2 separate regions of the Homo sapiens genome follow, and region 2 is linked to region 1. The links are chromatin contacts, found by Hi-C in ENCODE. All regions are on one chromosome and are shown on one strand. Each heading gives the region's core, a stretch centred on a gene start or an enhancer-like site at or near the end of the contact. The rest is flanking DNA. Distances are from core to core; before and after follow the strand shown.

Region 1 (6,120 bases), core at 2,718-5,217:
TTACCCTTGGAAATTTTGAGAACATTTGCTTAAAAGGAAATACTTCATTTTCTCAAAGATACCATATTTTACCTACCTAAATCTAGACATAAATAAAGATTATGGTAGAGTCAATACATAATGCCTGTTTTAAACAGAGTTTAATAGTTAACTGATTCTTTGAAGATAATGGTTTTTAAAACCCCAAACTTTTACCTTCGAGACCAAGTTGGTTTTTTCTATTATTAAAATATTGTTGCATTTATGGGATTTTCTTGACCGAAACATTAAGCAGCCTGGCTCTTTAAGTATTAGTCACTTGCAAACATCATTTGCCTTTCTTTTCGCTCCTTTAAAGTTTCATTCTAGATGATCCAGACTCATCCTATTTAATTTTTGTGATCTTATGAAAAATGAATTGCAAAGATTTCCAGTCACTTAAAAAATATCTCTCAAATTCATGGAATTAATTTTAAAATGCAGTATGAGAAACACTGGAGGTACAAGGACTCAACTTGCTGCCCAGGTTAATCATCTTCGAGTCCTGTTTTTACTTCTACAATGTACATTTTAATTTAGTATCACACTGGCTTTTTTGATGACTAAAAACTAGATGTTCCTACGTATGTGCTGGTTTTCAATTCAGGTGCTGAAAGACTCACCGATACAGCTACCAATTAAAAAGAAAAATAAAGCCCTGCATTAGGGAGACATTAACTCCCAAAGGAAGACATTACCACATATCCCTTTATCATGGGAACTACTGCTGACTTGAATAGGCTCATCTTACACACAGGAGTGGTCTCACACTTCATGAGTTTTCCTCTGTTCTAGTAAGTTCTTCATGTAAACTCAACATAAATGAAGCCAGGGCACTTCCTCACACAAAATCCAGAGCAGCAAAAAATTTCTAATAATCATACAAATTTCAATTCTGATGAGTTACTGGTATCATGAAACAGCCATTCCAGATTTCCAGCCGTTCTAATTCTTCCACTAGTGATGCAAGACGTAGAAACATTAAGTACGATTTTCTACATCCCACACAGGAAGCAGCGCTGGTACCAAGAAACTTCAGTACAAAAACCTCTAGCAAGAGATCAAATTCTAATCCTTGAGGTTTCTAGCCAAATATCTTTATTTCAATGCACATATCGTATCCCCAGAAAATTTCTCAAGTATTTTTTACTCCTTTTAAAAATTGACTTAACAAAATTAAAGAATTTAAGATTTTAAGGAATCAAGAAAATTAGAAATCTATCATAGCATACTTCTTTTAAAGTAAAATTTTTTTCCAGGTCTTCAAAAATAAAAAATGAAACTGCAAGGTGAAAATGTCATACTTATGTAAAGTTACTAATAAGTATACTTACTAAGTATTATACTTAATAAGTATACTTAATATGTATACATATATCATATTTATTATGTATGCTTACTAAGTATTATACTTAATAAGTATACTTAGTAAGCATACATAAGTATGACATTTAAATGATATAATCCAGATTATTAAATTTCAGTAAGATATAGACATTTTTACTTTGCAGTTTTTGTTTTGTTTTGTTTTGTTTTTGTTTTTACTATTCAAATGCAATATACAATAAAAATGTTTTAAAGGAAACTGTACCAACTCTTGTTCCTTAAGAGTCATATGGCTACTAAGAAGCCTGGCTCTGTAATCAAATGTAGCCTCTGCCATTTACTTGTTGGATAGATGATTTAGGCAGGTTATTAAAACTCAATCTCACTGAGCCTCAGCTTCTTCATAAGTAAAATGGAACAACAACTATGCAGAGATAGGATTATAAAGATTATATAAGGCAATACATGTAAAGTAAGCTTAGCCTAGAGCTTGATAAGTAGTAACTGTGACATATATTTAAACATACAAATGACCTAACCATATCTAATAGATAATCTGGGTAAGTGAATCTCACTAGAAGTTTCCATTACCAGGCCAAACTTCATACCTTCTGCATATGTGAGTTTTTTTTTCTTTCCAGCTCACTGTCTTGCGATGATTAATACTTAGTAGTCCAATGACCTACCCTAGGCAAGTCTAAACGGTTACATCACAAGCATCAGACTGAAGTGACTATATTTAACCCAGTATTCTGAGAAAGAGGAACCAGAAACTACTGTTGGAACATTATATGGTTATGTGCCCTATAAAGGTAAGCACCTTCAAAAGGAAAAATCACATTCAGAGTGTGGTTGATAACTTTACTATTATTTATGCACCACTTGTGAATACTGAAAGGCTTAAAGTGAGCATTTGACACAAAAGAAGTTAAGCCCATGCAGAAAACTGCCTTTTCCACTCATCTTAAAGTAGGAAGTTATTTTTCAGACCCAAGTTTTTAAATTTTACTTTTAAAAGTTTTATAGTAGACAATATAAGTAAAAACAAAAACTTCGTTTAACATACTTCTAGAAATCTTGGATATTATTAATTTGGGGCCTTAGGCACAAAGAAACTATATTCATTCTTGCTTTGACCCCCATAGCATTTAAACAATCTATTGAGTGGTAATTTGTTTTTGAAGGAACATGCTACATGTTTTAAACTATTTTATAAAAGAGTCCCATACACTAAAGAAACATGCATTATGGATAACTTTTTGAAAGAAATTCTAGATCAGCACTGTCCAATAAAATTGTCAATGATGAAAATGCTGTATTTCTGTGCTGCCCAATATGGCAGCCACTAGCTGCAGGTGACCAGCAAGCACTCAAAAAGTATTTAGTGTACCTGGGGAACTAAATGTTTTATTTTATTTAACTTATAATTTAAGTTTAAACAGCCACACATGGCTACTGGCTTCCATACTGACCAGCACAAGTCTAGATTTTCTGGTCATTTACCTCAAACACACACACACAGGCCCACTAACTTAAAAAGCAATCACCCGAAATCTAGAAGAATCCCTCAAGTCAAAAGAAGGTCTTAGTTAAGAGAGGACTTGTTTTCTAGTCTCAAGAAACAAAGTCATTGGTTTCATTTCATTATCGCATCTCAATATAAACATCAAGTGGACAATACTGAGGGGGAAAGGGAGCTTGGTGCAGATACCAACAGAAGTTCCTACCATCATCATACCTGAAGTAAGGGCTGATTGCAGCAAGAACGTTTCTATGACAGGAAAATGTTTTCCCGTGATCCACTTCCACTACAATGTCTGTCAACTGTCCTTCATCGTACATTGTTTTGAGTTGCTTAAGAATACTGCAAGCATGGAAGGGGTCCATGGCATCGCTGGCTGGGTCTGAAGATGGAATCCCATTCGGTGTTGGGGAAGACTTACTTAAATCTAGGAGGAGAAAAATCGTACAACTACAAGAAGTGCCGAGCCAGTTACGGCATCGCGGGATTTTTCTGTTTGTGTGTCTGCTTGCTAGGCTTTTTCCCCCTACAAGATATATACAAATGTCTGTGGATATACGCACGACCTCGTGGGACCGCGAGTTAAGGATCTGGGAGACAGAGGGCGGAGCGCGATCGGCGGAACAAGTTCAAAGGCCAGCCTGCTCCTGCGGAGCCCGGCGAGCCCGGCACCCGTGCTCGCGGAGGAAACGCGCTCGCAGCCCAGGAGAGGCGTCTGCGCGGACTCCGCCGAGAGCCGAGGGCAGAGCCTCACGAGGGAAGCTCGAACAACGGCGGCCGCCGGTGCCCCCTCAAGCCGCCTCCCGCTGCCTCCTGGGGCGCAGCGCCGGCGGGTACCCAGCCTCCCCATCCCGGTCCCGCCGGACCGCCCACCGCCCTCCGCACCATTCATCCTCCCTCTTCTCATTCCCCTCCACCGCTTCATCCTTCCCTCTAGCTCCGCACCGCTACGTCCTCATCCCACTGCCTGTGGCCGGCCCCGGCCCACCTTCCCCCTCACCTCCCTCCACGCCGCCCTGGCCACCACACGACCCACCTGCCGACGCGGCCATTTCTCGATGGGGCCCCGACTCCAGCTATTTAAAAAGGAAATGTCATTTCGCTTCTCTAGCTCCCGGGTTCCGGCTCTTCTAAGCTTCCCCTGGCCAATGGGGTGTCCTGTGCATCTGGCTCCACCCCTAGCCTCCGAATTCCTGGCGCTGATTGGCCACGACGCGAGCACATGCGTGTCGGGAAATGTAGTTTGATTGCCCCGGCTCCCGCGTGGTCCGGGTCGGGCGGAGGCCCAAGCCGGGAATTCCTATTGGCTGATTCGGATGGAGGTGGAGAGCAGGGAGCTGGCCAGCCTGTGGCCGTCGAGCGCGCAGTGCCTGCCGGGAGAGGTAGTCTTCTGGCGGAGGAGAACTGTCATTCTGAGGGGCTGGGGTAGGGAAAGCTCTTCAAGTGCGAATTTCCCCATTTTAGGCCTCTCTCCTGGCCCCCGGCACATTTTTTTACCTTTTTCTTCTTCCGTAAACTTCCTGCCAGTGACTAGCTTCCGGTATGAAATCAAGCTCTGCGTGAGAGCTGTAAAACCAGAAAAATGTGGAAATGGACAGGAGGGCTGTTGTCCAAAAATGCAAAGGAAATCTGACGTCCCACCCTGAAGAAAAATATCACAAGGCCCAAAAGCAAGGCGTCTCTGATGAGTCACCTATGACACCCAATTGAAATAGCATCGCCTTGGCCGGGTGCTCTGGTTTCCACAGATTAACTTGGTCTGGTTACAGCGGCTGCTTAGGATCTTCAACTCCCACTGGTGCCTTGCTTTTCTAGCACACCCAGAGAACACCTGTTCCTCACGTGAACATTACAAGGGGATCCAAGATGCTTTACTTTTTGCTCTTGGGAAATGGAGGGGATACAATACTAAGTATTCCGGAATTTCCTTTGAAAAAATACCGGAATGCCCTGAGCCCGGAGCCAGGGATGATTACTGAAGCCCTGGCTCTTTAGTCACTATATGTGAGAACTGACATAAGACCTTTCAACCCCTGAGCGCTTAGATCCTTCATCTGTAACGTGAAGTAATAGTAATCCGTACTCCATGGATTTCATAGGCTGCAACCTTTTGGAAAGAAAATCAAAATTTTACTGTTGACGAATTTTTATTTACTCATCTTGTGTTTCTAACATCTAACGGGGTGCCTGGCACATTATAGATGTTTCATATTTTAAAAATAAATGTAAGGTGCAAATGAGCTAACATTGGGAATGCTATTTCTAGATGTTAAAATGTAAGGAAGTATCAGCGAATGGGAAGAATTTCTAGTAGACATATAGTTAGCCCGTGTGCATAACTTTTCTAGCACTGAAAAGATCAAACCGTTGAACTTCTTGATAAAGAAAGGATCTTGGAATTTAAATTGTGATTGAGAAAGAGAAATAATTATGAAAAACAATTCAGTTCTGTCTTCTAGGTCTGCTGAGAAATTTAGAACTTAAAATACTATAATCCCATGCAAGTTAACAGGAAGTGGTGTTTCCTCATGACTGGGGTTTCTGCATATACATATGCACTTATAATTTCTTCTTTGTGAATGTCCTGTATGCACGTTTCTGGATAGATGAAATTGACTTAATTTTGGTTACTCATAACTTTATTTTTTCGTTTTTATGATGTTGCTTTCTAATTTATTAAAATGGTAGCACTTTATGACAATATGGTTAGTATTGAGGAAAAAAATGGCGTTAATCCTTAGGGTTTGACAACATCTGACGATATTGCAAATAAAAATACAGGGCATGCATTATTTGAGAAATATTTAAACTGAAATATCATTTGTTGTTTATCTGAAATTTAAATTTAATTGGGTGTTCTGTATTTTATCTGGCAACCTTTTCAAATCTGTTAAAATAGAGGAGTTTTGTTTGTGCTTTGTTGTTGTTTTGTAGCCATCTATCTATTTAAGCCTTAAGAAACTTGGCCAATTTTTTAAAAATTCAATTCTCAACTTAGTAACAAACAGACTTGACAATATTGTTTGATTAGTGAGAAGACAGTGTTCTGATTCTTTGACCCACAAAGATTTATAAATTGGAGATGCAGCAGAATACAAAGAACAAAAGCCAATCTAAAAATAAATAGAAAAAAAATTATAGGTAAAAAGTTGCCATTTATATGACACTGTAAATGGACTCCATTCTACTGGGCAGATGGCATTACATAGTAAAGATTTAATCATCACTAAAATGCATTTTTAAAAAACACAGAA
Region 2 (5,783 bases), core at 409-2,908, 3.1 Mb after region 1:
CCATTTTTGAAGAATAAATAGATATTGGACTGGTGTTCTGGGTTGGTAGCCACTTGTATAAAGACCCCAAGATGTTGGAAGAACTCAAAGCTGACAAGTATTGCTAGAATTTAGAAAGTTATGAGCCAGAGATCTCTAAGGGCAATAGGAATCCATTAAAAGTTTTAACACTGGTGTGGTGTTAATCAGATTGGCATTAAAACACACACACATGCCGGGCACAGTGGCTCACGCCTGTAATCCCAACACTTTGGGAGGCCAAGGCAGGCGGACCTCTTGAGCTCAGAAGTTCAAGACCAGCCTGGAAAACATAGTGAGACCCCATGTCTACAAATACAAAAAAATTGGTCTGGCACAGTGGCACACACCTGTAGTCCCAGGACTTGGGAGTCTGAGGAGAAAGGATCACTTGAGCCTGGGAGGTTGAGGCTGCAGTGAGCCAAGATCGCGCCAGTGCACTCCAGTCTGGGTGACAGAGTGAGACCGTGTCTCATTAAAAAAAAAAAAAACACACACACACATACACACTGTCTCTGTTATGTGCAGAATGATTAGAGGAAGAGAAAATGAGGAGCTAAGTTTCCTCGCCACTTACTAACGTTTACGTAGTGCTGTTAGGTATTATTCTAATTGTTATCCCCATTTTACAGATGAAACAGACACAGGTTAGCTTGCCTAAGGTCGCACAGATAGTAGTTATAGAGGGTCAAAGGCAGGGAGACCACCTGCCGAGTTCCTGCTCTTCACTATTATGCGTCCTGTGTCTGCTACTTCTGCAGTGGCCCTGGTGAGAGACAATGAGGACTGTGACCAAGAGGGAATGCAAAGAGGACAGGTGGGAGGGAAATAGGGAAATTTGTGAGGTAGAATGTCAGGACTTCAGGTATTGAATGGATGGTGGGAGAAGGGATTTAGGATGATCCCAGGTTTTTGACTTCACTGTGTGCCTGTTAGTGCTACTTTTCTATTTATTGAGATTGAGATGTCCAAAGGAGCAACAGGCTTTGTCAGATGGGAGATAGGGACAGAAGATGAGTTCTAAAGTAATGACTGCAGTCAAGTGCCCCCCCACATCCTTAAAAGCCACAGGAATCTCTACCCTGCCACTTACAGACTGTCTCAGCTTCAGTCTCTGAACGGAGATAATAATAAAATCCACATCAGCGGATTGTTTTGAGGATTAAACACAAAAAGTTGTAAAGGGCTTTGCATTGAGTCCAACACATAATAATTAATATTCAGTAAATATTAATGTCAGAGTTGTTTTACTAATCTGTCTTCCACTTTCCTTTGATGTGGACTTTGCCTTCTCTCTTAATCTGCACAGGTTGCCTTTTCCTGCCTTTTCTATCAGGTGACACTCCACTTATTCCTCAAGACCCACCTCAAAAATCCCCTCTTTTCTTTCCTAGAAGTAGTTGACCTTCTGCCTACTAGCCATATTATTTTATGCATATTGCTGCTGTCACCCTTAATACGTTATTTATATGCCTTATGCTAGAAAACATTTAAGGCAGTTCACTGTAATGAGAAAATATAAAAATTAAACGGATTAGAAAACAAGACAAAAAGAACATTGAGATTAGGAAAAATAAAGGGAAGTCAGAAGTGGGGTGATCCTCAAAATGCAGGAGGATAAAGTCTAGTACATTAATTAACCAAGCTGTAAGTGACCTGTTTCTCCAGTAGGCCATTCTGAGAGGCAGGACCTCGTCTGCTCTGTGATCTAGTGTTCATGAGAGAAGGCAATCTTAGATGCCCAGGAAAAGCACTTTTTTTTTCTGATTTGAACTAGAGGAAAAGTTTATCATTGAGGTCTTTATAAATGAAAGCCAGTGTCATATCCTTAACCTCTTTTCAGCACTGAAGATCATAGAGCTGTTTTGTAGCACATCCCTTGCTAGGTAAAAGAAGGCTAAATCACAATTTAGAAAGACATTCTAAAGCCAGTAGAGGCTGGGTGTGGTAGCTCACACCTGTAATCAATCTTAGCACTTTGGGATGCTAAGGCAGGAGGATCACGTGAGCCCAGGAGTTTGCGACCATCCTAAGCAACACAGCAAGACATGATCTATACTACAGAATTTTTCAAATTAGCCAGGCGTGTGTGGTGGTGTGCACCTGTAGTCTCAGCTACTCATCTCTACTAAAAATTTTCTTAAATTAGCCAGGTGGAGTGGAACACACCTGTAGGTAGTCCCAGCTACTCAGGAGGCTGAGGCAGGAGGATCACTTGAGCCCAGGAGTTTGAGGTTGCAACGAGCCATGATTGCACCACTGCACTCCAGCCTGTCAACAGTGCTAGACCCTGTCTAAAAATAAATAAATAAAATCAATGGACAATGTGGTTTAGGTGGGTAGTGGGTAGCTCTGCTGATCTGGCTTGATTCAAATCAGGGTTTTTTGATTGAATATCTAGACCATAGAGGAAAGACAAACTACAACTTCTTCAGACAATCCTCTATAAACATGGTTTTTGTCAGCTGAGCTTTTGAAAAAATCAAGCTGAAATGAGTGGTATGTGTGATCCGTCAACAAGTATTTATTGCATACCTTCTAGGCACAATGCGAGGTCCTGGCTACTTTGCAGTGAACTAGACAGAGGAGGGCCCTGGCCCCTGCTTTGGGGAAAGAAGCCATAGTGTGCAATCAAATAAGTAAATAAGATAATTTCTGAAAAGGAATGTAATTAAGTTCTGAGAATGAACTTGATGGAATGAGGACAGAGAGTAATGGGGGAGGGCAGTGATACCTGACAGGTTCAACCACATGAAGAGCCCAGGAAAGTATTCCAGATAGAGACAACAACTAGTGCAAAGGCCCGAGGTGAAAACAAGCTCTGCACCCTTTAGAGGAAATAAGGAAAGCCACTGGGCTGGATCTAGGGACAGGACTGCATCCAGGTGGGCCAAGAGGAGTACGATGCAAAAGGAGGTAAAAGGGAGCTCAGGAGGAGCCTTGCAGGCTTTGGAAAGGAGACTGAATTGTCCTTTGTGGGCATTTAGAAATGATAGGAGGATTGTAAGCAGGAGAGTTAGTGATCCAATTCATCTTTTAGATCATTCTGAGTTGCATAAAAAATGGATTCTAGGAAGGCAAGAATGGAAACAGGGAGTCCAATGCAAAATATTCCAGATGAGAGAAATGTGGGCTTGGATTAGAGCGATGTTAGTGTGGAAGATAGAAGTGGATGCTCTTGATATCTCATTCATCCTCCTGGAAAGCTCTTGGAGGAGTACCAGTACCTGTCCATGGAGCTTACATAAGAGCCAATGTCTTTTACAAATTTGATGTGCCTGTATCACTGTCCCTTCATGTAATCCATTCCTCTGGGTCTGCGTATCCAGTTGGACTGGGAGCTCTTGAAGAAGCAGCCCTTTATTTCCTGCACTCAGTTTGAGGAACTGCCCTGCTTTAGAGTAGCTATAGCTACTAGACTGGATATTTTCACCACTACTGTCATGTTATAAGTGAAAAAGTAGAGGTCTTTGGAAGTTAGTGACTTGCAGTCACACAGGTAGTTTGTGACAAAGCCATTTTCTCTCCTTCCCTTGTTGCCAACTCTAGCAGTCTGGCTAGCTGAAAAACAGTGTGGATGTTGTCACTGTTAATTTAAACTATGTTAACTGTATTTTGTATGTGTTAATTTAAAGGATGCTAAATATTGTTAGTACCCTGATAGAAATCATTTCAGAAGCACTTTTTGCACTACAGAGAACATTAGGTGATATATTGATATGCCAGAGCAACAGATGAGAGATGGAGAAAGGGGTTGGGGTGGAATGTGGCTCTACATTCTATTTAATAAAGCTTGCTGGTTTTGACGGTAGCTTTTTTTTTTAACTTAGAAAAATGTAATGCATGAATATGTACTTGTTGCAATGTGAAATAATGGTTTTTAATATGCCTACGAATAATATGACAGAATAATGGAGCTGCATTATGACTTTCTAATAATGTAATTGTATATATTTTTCTGTGAATGCAGAGGTGAGTAGTAACTCATCTGTGAAAGGAAGATAATAGTACACACTTTGTAGAGTTGTTTCAAGGATGAAACATGATAATATATGTAAAGCACTTTGAAGTTGAGTGACCATTTAATTTATTGTGTAAACCAGGACACTTTTCAGAGTGAAAAGAAACAAATGGGTTGTGTGGTCACCAACTAGGGTGGTATAAATGCTGTGCAAGTGTTTGCTGCTGCTGTTATTCCTATTTCAATTGCTGATCCAATGTTAATTAGACATTTGTGGGCACAGGGTTCTTTTGTTTTTGGGTTTTTTTTTCATTAGTGCCATTGCATTTGCCCACTTTCTTCCATCTTCTGTGGCCCCAACACAGGGATAACTGCTGCAGTTCAACTATGAAATGATGTTTCTTTAGCCAAGATAATTGGTTTTTCAAAGCAAGATGGACATTTCACCTTGACTTTATTAGCACTATACTACTCTAAACATTTAAATAGAGAGAAAAGACAAAGGACCTCAACATGATGTTTTGCATTTATTTTCCTTTTAAAATTTTAAATTTAATTTTGGTGCACGTAATTTACCTTGGCATCAGCAATTTATGTAGACCAGTCAGAAGTATCTTAGGAGAGGTTAATATCTACATGGAGGAATCAAACCATCTTATTGTTCCTTCCACCCACCTTTTATGTGTCTCCTTAATATTGTTGACCTTAAAAATTGTTTTAATGGCTTTGAGCTTTTTGAAAGGAGGGACCAGGTGTTATTTTACCATAAGGAATGTAACACAATGGGCTAATATGTGTGATTCATCTTAATAACATGAGCTGTGGTGGTCTAACGATAAATCTTACAGGAATCTGCATGAACATTTTTTTTACATGGCCTTAGTCTCTCTTCTTGTTCATTTAAAGTAGGTCAAATCAAGCCAGTTTTCTTTGTTGTTGTTAACATATCATAGCTTTATTCAGTAACGGAGTAGAATTTTTAATACAGAGAAAATGAAGTACCTGAGAATGATAAATAAGTTTACCACCCAGTTAACCACTGTTACTACTTCATAAAAAAAGTACTACATGTCAGTAAATTCAAGAAGAAATGCACAATATGAAAAATGAAAACCTTCCCCTCTTTACCTTCCGTAATAATTCCTCTCCCAGAATGATTTTTAATGCCTCTAAAAGGTAAAAGTATCTTCTCTGGAGCCTGACTCCTGAGTTTGAGTTCCATTTCTATTCCTTACTTCCTGTGACATTTAATTTTTGGCAAGATGCTTTTTCATTGGTAAAATAGGGATAAGAATATCTATAATGAGGCCGGGCAAGGTGGCTCACGCCTGTAATCCCAGCACTTGGGGAGGCCGAGGCGGGTAGGTCACGAGGTCAGGCGTTCAAGACCATCCTGGCTAACACGGTGAAACCCCGTCTCTACTAAAAATACAAAAGAATTAGCTGGGCGTGGTAGCGGGCGCCTGTAGTCCCAGCTACTTGGGAGGCTGAGGCAGTAGAGTGGCATGAACCTGGGAGGCGGAGCTTGCAGTGAGCCGAGATAGCGCCACGCACTCCAGCCTGGGCAACAGTGCAAGACTCTGTCTAAAAAAAAAAAAAATCTATAATGCTGTTGTGTAGATTAAGTGTGTTTATATGTGAAAAGCATCTAAAGCAGTCCTTAGCATATTTAAGTGTTACGTATCTGCTGGCTAGTATACCAGTGGGTATATATGCTTGAAAATTTTATACAGTCATTTACACACTGGTCTGTATTCAACTTCTGTGTACCCATAAAATTTTTTTTAAGTGATATAGTAGGTGC

The links. Hi-C counts contacts between places; a loop is a spot of excess contacts on that map. Pooled maps may share reads with other maps.
Region 2: a loop to region 1 is called in a pooled map, with 9 times the contacts of the local background. The contact joins the promoter of THOC7-AS1 here to the promoter of KBTBD8 in region 1. A Hi-C loop is called at or near these places in 8 of 50 pooled maps.

What each region holds. Positions count from the first base shown.
Region 1 is chr3:66,996,154-67,002,273 of GRCh38, reverse strand. KBTBD8 (kelch repeat and BTB domain containing 8) reads right to left here and starts at 3,967. Exons shown (of 4, transcript NM_032505.3): 1 at 3,903-3,967; 2 at 3,083-3,293. The coding sequence starts at 3,918. RefSeq lists enhancers at 2,147-2,246, 4,210-4,309 and a silencer at 3,550-3,869.
Region 2 is chr3:63,856,520-63,862,302 of GRCh38, reverse strand. It overlaps THOC7-AS1 (THOC7 antisense RNA 1), which reads right to left and starts at 1,658. Exons shown (of 2, transcript NR_104326.1): 1 at 1,307-1,658; 2 at 484-804. The region is part of intron 1 of THOC7 (THO complex subunit 7); the gene reads left to right.